Regions from separate parts of the Homo sapiens genome. Here region 2 is linked to region 1. A link is a contact called in ENCODE Hi-C data. All regions are on one chromosome and are shown on one strand. The core of a region is the stretch at or near the end of the contact, and the rest is flanking DNA. Distances in the headings are between cores, read along the strand shown. Region 1 overlaps CACNA1D (calcium voltage-gated channel subunit alpha1 D). Region 2 overlaps CACNA1D (calcium voltage-gated channel subunit alpha1 D).

The links. A loop is a pair of places that touch in the nucleus more often than their neighbours do. Pooled maps may share reads with other maps.
Region 2: a pooled map shows a loop between it and region 1 (6-fold over the local background). The contact joins two enhancer-like sites. A Hi-C loop is called at or near these places in 4 of 37 single-sample maps with no recorded cell type and 4 of 50 pooled maps.

The regions. Positions count from the first base shown.
Region 1 is chr3:53,553,745-53,556,931 of GRCh38, forward strand. The region is part of intron 3 of CACNA1D (calcium voltage-gated channel subunit alpha1 D); the gene reads left to right. Among named protein-coding and RNA genes, the nearest start is that of CACNA1D, 61 kb to the left of the region's middle. Within about 2 kb of position 1,547, at least 2 of the 41 ENCODE cell types and tissues checked have a DNase peak (open chromatin) inside an H3K27ac peak, as active enhancers do.
Region 2 is chr3:53,747,958-53,751,185 of GRCh38, forward strand. CACNA1D (calcium voltage-gated channel subunit alpha1 D) reads left to right here. Exons shown (of 48, transcript NM_001128840.3): 27 at 1,311-1,512. Among named protein-coding and RNA genes, the nearest start is that of CHDH, 97 kb to the right of the region's middle. RefSeq lists an enhancer at 1,316-1,515. Within about 2 kb of position 1,639, at least 5 of the 41 ENCODE cell types and tissues checked have a DNase peak (open chromatin) inside an H3K27ac peak, as active enhancers do.

The sequences.
Region 1 (3,187 bases), core at 297-2,796:
CTATACAGTCAACAGATTTGATTCCCTGGCAGTCAGTCTTTGCATTGGAAGAGAGAGTAAAAATTAGGACTGGTGAGTTCAAAGGTTCTTCTAAGGCCTAAGCCTTTGCAGTAGGAGCTTTCCATACTAGATATGTTACCTAGAGACTTGTGTTAAAGTGGAAAATCATGGGCTGGGCATGGTGGCTCACACCTGTAATCTCAGCACTTTGGGAGGCCAAGGCGGGCAGATCATGAGGTCAGGAGATGGAGACCATCCTGGCTAACACAGTGAAACCCTGTCTCTACTAAAAATACAAAAAATTAGCTGGGCGTGGTGGTGGGTGCCTATAGTCCCAGCTACTTGGGAGGCTGAGGGAGGAGAATGGCGTGAACCCGGGAGGCGGAGCTTGCAGTGAGCCAAGATGGCACCATTGCACTCCAGCCTGGGCAACAGAGTGAGACTCTGTCTCAAAAAAAAAAAAAAGGTGGAAAATTATCATACAAATCATATTTGTGTCAATCTTTGTGAGGGTGTCCTAAACTGTAAGTGTGCCTATATGTGTGTTTTAAAACCAGAATGTCTAGTATTGTACCACAGAAAAAAGACGTTACAAAAATAGAAATTGTGTCAGTAATTTGCTTTTACTGCTATGAACAATCATATGCAATTCCTACAAGTCATGCTGTGTCTAGCCTCACAGCCCCCTCACTCTCCAGGCCTTTCTGCCAAACTCAGCTTCTCTGTGAGCATGCCCTGATGAGTTCAAGGGGCTCCCTTCTTCGTGCCACCACCTTTGAGTCCACAACAGGATGGCTGTTGAATTGAACATGCACTTAGATTTCGTTACCGTTTCCTAGGTCTTTTTCAAATACATTCCGCTTCTCTCTTTAGTTACTTTTTAGTCTCCCTCAAGGGTAGGGATTAGATTCTTCTTTGTTCCCTCTCCCATAGCACAGTTTATGTGGCTTTTGCTGCGTGAGGTTAAAGCACATTGGTGGCTTACATCTTATCCATTTGTAACCACCCAGGGACCAGCACATGGCCTTGTACCCAGTAAACAATCAATATTTTGTTGATTAATGATGCCTAAAGCTGGTTAAGTTCTTGGACTCAACATTCTTCTGAGCTCAATGACTATTTGCATTCTAGTCATAAACAGGAAAAGGTTCTGTTGGCAGCCAGGGAGATAGTAAATACCCCTGACTCTCATACATTGACTTAATCAGAAACAACAACTTCCCCTTTTCAAATTTGCATTGTGAATGATAATATCATTTTCAAATATGTAGGATTATGACATTTTAAAGAGAATATAATGAAATAGAATGAAGGTGAAAACTTGTAATTATATTAGAGCAAAACTATGTTTCCCATAGCTTATATCCTACTATTTCTATGTAGTGTATCTGGCGTGGTCCCATGAGGATGCCATAACCAAATGATTGAACTAGAAACTGAGAAAGACTTATCAAACATTTAGTGTCACGGGCTTGTGAGATGAATCAATGCTGGGATTTCCAGCTATGTTTTTTATGGCCCTGTATTTTACAAAGCTGTGGAAAATATTGAGCATTTGAACAAGGCTCTCAGTCACAGTCGTATAACAAGATGCAGGATAGGGCTTTGCCCGTGGAGTTCAGTGTGAAAGTGGCTGTGGTTGGTGGACCTTCTGCCCTTTCCCCTATTGCTCTCTGGCTGCTTTTTCTGGTGGGTGTGTGTGTGTGTGTGTGTGTGTTTTTTTTTTTTTTTTTTTTTTCTGAGGTACTTCCCAGGGAACAGAGAAATAAGTTGACAAAAGGCACATATAAAAGAGAGATCTAGGACTTTCTAAACCTGAGGCCCACAGCCCTTTCATTTAATGCTATATTGGCACATGTCTTTTTTCTCTTCAAATCATTCTCAATCATGGTCCATTTCTCACCACCCCCTCCTCCCAACTTGTTATCAGTTGCGCCTGACCTTTTGGGAAGGAAGAATCTTTAAACCCTGTTTGCATCTCAGCAGACGGGAATGCCTGCCTACTTCTCATCTAGGGCTCCTTTCTCTGCCTTTAGAAATTCTTTTTTATTCTTGATACACACTGCTCAGATTATTTATTAATTTAAAAATTAACATACAGTAAAAATCGGGGTGTGTGCACGTGTATACAGTTCTGTGAGCTTTAACATATAAATTGTTGTATCTCTTACCACAATTAAGATAACAGAACAGTTTTGTCCCCCGCAAAACTTATCCTGCCTCTTGTAGTCCTATTCTTCCTTTACCCCAGCCCATGGCAACCACTGATCTGTTCTCTATTGCTATAGTTTTGTCATTTCCAGAATGTCATGTAAATGGAATCACTCAGCATAATGCCTTTGATATTCATCCATGTTTAGGAGTGTGGAGAAATCGTTCTTTTTTATTGCTGAGTAATATTACATTTATGGATATAGTACAGTTTATCCATTTATCTGTTGAAGGAAATTTGGGTTATTTCCAGTTTCTGGTGATTATAAAAAGGTGCTAGAAACGTACAGGTTTTTGTATGAATATAGATGTTCACTAGCGTAAATACCTAGGAGTGGAATTGTATATTTAACATTATAAGAAGCTAACTGCTTTCTAAAATGGCTGTACCATTTTGTATTCCCACCAGAAGTGTATGAGAGCTATAGTTGCTTCACATTCTTGCCAACACTTAATCGTGTCAGTACTTTTTATTTTAGCTTCTGTAATAGGTGCGTAGTAGTATCTCATTTTGGTTTTAATTTTTATTTCCTAATGGATAATAATGTTATGTTATTTCATGCGCTTATTTGCCACCTGTTTATTATTATTTTGGTGACTTGGTGAAGTGACTATTTCTGTCTTTTGGGTTTCTTTTTACTGTTCAATTTGAAAAGTGCCCCATATATCCTGGATCCAGGTCTTTTATCAGATATGTGATTTGCAAATATTTTCTCTCAGTCTATAGCTTGTCTTTCTATTATCTCTCTTGCTCTCTTTTTTTTTTTTAATTTTTTTTTGAGACAGAGTCTTGCTCTGTTGCCAGGCTGGAGTGCAGCGATGTGATCTTGGCTCACTGCAACTTCTGCCTCCTGGGTTCAAGTGATTCTCCTGCCTCAGCCTCCTGAGTAGCTGGGGCTACAGGCATGTACCACCATGTCTGGCTAATTTTTGTATTTTTAGTAGAGATGGGGTTTTACCATGTTGGCCAAGCTGG
Region 2 (3,228 bases), core at 389-2,888, 190 kb after region 1:
GCGTGCTTAGATACCAGCTCTGTGCAACATGGCATGTTAGGCACTGTGGAGGAAACAGTGTCTAAACATGCTTCCTCTCCTCAAGCCCAAATCAAATCAGTGTCAAGTGGTCAAACCAGGCAGGTGGTCTGGTGTGTCCTAGATGTGCAGAACAGGGTCCTGAAGAATGGCTAAGATGTTGATGGGTAAAGTAAGAAGAGCAGGTAAGGAGAAGTTAGAATTTGAAAGGGAGAATCCTCTGTGCTTTCGTGTTGCTCTTTGCTTCTGGAGCTCCCACCCCCAGCTCCTGCCATCAGTGTGCAAACACACCTAGAGTCCTGGATACCCGGTCCCCATGCATAGATGAGCTGCAGGAGGTGGGCAGGCTGGGGCTCGCAGGCCAGCAGAGTTCTTGGGGTGTGTGTAAGAGTCAGATATTTTCAGGAGCTCCTGTAGGATAAAGAGACAGTCAGGTGGGGCTTGTTCATTAGGGATTTAATCCTGGGAGAACAGAGGCATGGAGTAAGGCCCTTCACTGTGTGCAGGCACAGGCTATAGTGTCAGGCTTTGAACACTGTACTTGAGCAAATCATGGTGGCAGCTGAGGAGAAAGGAGCAAACCTGGGACTCGGGGCTTGGAGGAACTGGCTCAACTCCTGGCTCTGCCCCCAAGGAGTGTGACTGTGGCACTTTGATACCTCCCTGAATATTCCTATGATGGGGATGATAGTAATGTCTGCCTTCCCAGATGGATGTGAGGATTAAGGGAGAGGCTGTGAAAGTGTCTCGGGAAGCCTATGCATGGGCTGGGTGCCCCAGAAGTGTTGAATCTGCATCAGAATGGGGATCAATGGACCCCAAGGGTGTTACAGTAATCCCCCTCTTCCTGTTAAGAGTTCCGCTAGGCATAGCTTTAATTTTAGTGCATATCTCTGTTTGGGGAAGCACCCTTAGTTCTTTGGAACTACTCTGGTTGGTCACTTACTGTCTTGCCAGTGTGCATAGTTTTCACTTCCTCCAGTGTCTTACACGTGATATTCTTCCTCTCTGAATAGAAAGGAGTGTTTTAGGATATTTGTGAAATCTTTTGATTTTCAGTTCCTCAGAACAGTCCCTCGATGATGATATCCTGGGTGCCCCCTCCTCTTAGTGCTGGCTGTTTGGGCCTGAGGCTGATGGGAGAGACCTGGTTGTGTCCAGCAGCCTTGGGGTGGGTTCCCAGCGAGTGCTCATGAGAGGAGTTCTGGAGAGGGAGGACCTGGGAAGGCAGCGGGCTGGGCCGTGTGGGCTGGGGGGCTTGGCAGGTCCTCACTTGGTTTTTCTCTCTCTAGGTTGCTGTATAAAGCCATCGACTCGAATGGAGAGAACATCGGCCCAATCTACAACCACCGCGTGGAGATCTCCATCTTCTTCATCATCTACATCATCATTGTAGCTTTCTTCATGATGAACATCTTTGTGGGCTTTGTCATCGTTACATTTCAGGAACAAGGAGAAAAAGAGTATAAGAACTGTGAGCTGGACAAAAATCAGGTTAAAGTCACACACTGTTTTGGCTTCTGTCCCTTGGTCAGGAGCGGAGTGCCTTCTTTATTGACTGATTTCCCCCATACCCAGAGAAGGGCACCCACATACTGTCTGTCCCTGGGGCTAGGGCCCTGTTCTAAGCACACCCTCAGCCCATTTGAGTCATCACTGCTGAGCGTTAGGTTTCCCGATACATATGAGACTTTGTAATTATGAAATCCATCGCCAGACCTGGTGGTATGAAATCAGAGAGTGCTTACGCCACCTGCCATGGTCATGACCCACTAGTGATGTATCAGAATCTTAGTTGGGGTGCTGTGGCCACTCACACAGACATTCACAGTCCCTACTGGGAGATGGTCTTTAAAGCCACTTAGGGCAGTTTCTTACCCTTGGTGCTATTAGCATTTCAGTCTGGGATGATTCTTGGTTGTGTTTCCTGGGCTTTTTAGGCTGTTTAGCAGCATCCGTGGCTTCCAGCTGTTAGATGCCAATGGTTCGTCTTCCCCTGGTAGCAGTAACCAAAATGTCTCCAGACATTGCCAAGTGTCCTTTGGGGGGCAAAGCTGCCCCTTGTTGAGAACTGCTGACCGAGGGGGGAATACCCTGCATCACCCCAGGGAAGTCAGTAACTTTGAATTTGGGACTAAGATTGTATTGGCATCATTCTTGATCTGACACCGTGTTTTAGCCAGTCTGGTAGAAGTAGGAGCCTTTTGCTCGGGTGACGTGGTGAGGAGAGGGAGCCCTGTGCTCTGGGCTATCTTCCTACACCTGCACTGTGACCCTAGGTGCCCTCTGATCCCTGCTGGGGCTTGATCCCTCATCTCTAAATCGAGGGCATTAAGGAGCTGCTCTTTAGAGATTCCTTGCAGCCCTGAAAGAGTCTACAAGATCGAGATTCTTTTCTGGGAGTTTCCCCGGGTCCTCTATCAGTAGCATCTCTGTTTTGATGACGACGTCGCAAGCAAGAATGATCTGGTAGCCTAGGCTTCCTCAGAGGAAGTGGCCCAGGCACGGCAAGCCAACCATAGCTGGCTGTACCCACTGGGAAATGTGAGAACATGCCGGTTTGTGTTTGCAGGAAGATTTTCCTTTGAGTTGTCAGGGTGTCCCTGTAGACTCCACCAGTGATTGTCAGGGAGAGGTCTGGCCCAGCAATTTGCTCACCCAAGGAAGAGGAGTGTCAGAGCAAGGCCAGGCCAGCCACGCAGAGCCAGCGCTGAAAGTGTGTCAGCCTCTGAGGTCCAGCACAGGCTTGAATTGGGGGTCCCTGGAGTGAGCATGTGAGGTCAGAGCAGCGCCGGGTCCCAGACACTGGGAACCTGTCCGAAGCCTGCACCCAGAGTCAAAGCAGGAGAGCGGGGGTAGGTCTAGGCTCTCAATGCTGAGCTGAGGGCTCTTGGGGCTAGAGGTTCCCTCTGGGCCTGCTGCAGAGGGTGGACCAGCCCCACTACCCAGAGTAAGTGAGAAAGTGCTCCAGCTGGGTCCCAACCTGTGTTCAATCCAATTGTCACTACAGTGCTCCAGCTGGGCCCTAAACTGCGTCCAATCAATCCAGCTGTCGCTACAGTGCTCCAGCTGGGCCCCAACCTGTGTTCAATCCAGCTGTCACTACTGACCACATCCTAGGGATTCTGAAATGAACACAACAAGCTCCCCAGCCCAGAAGCTCCCCGATGGACATGTGGATAGCTCCCCATAAGATGTGTATTGTTAACA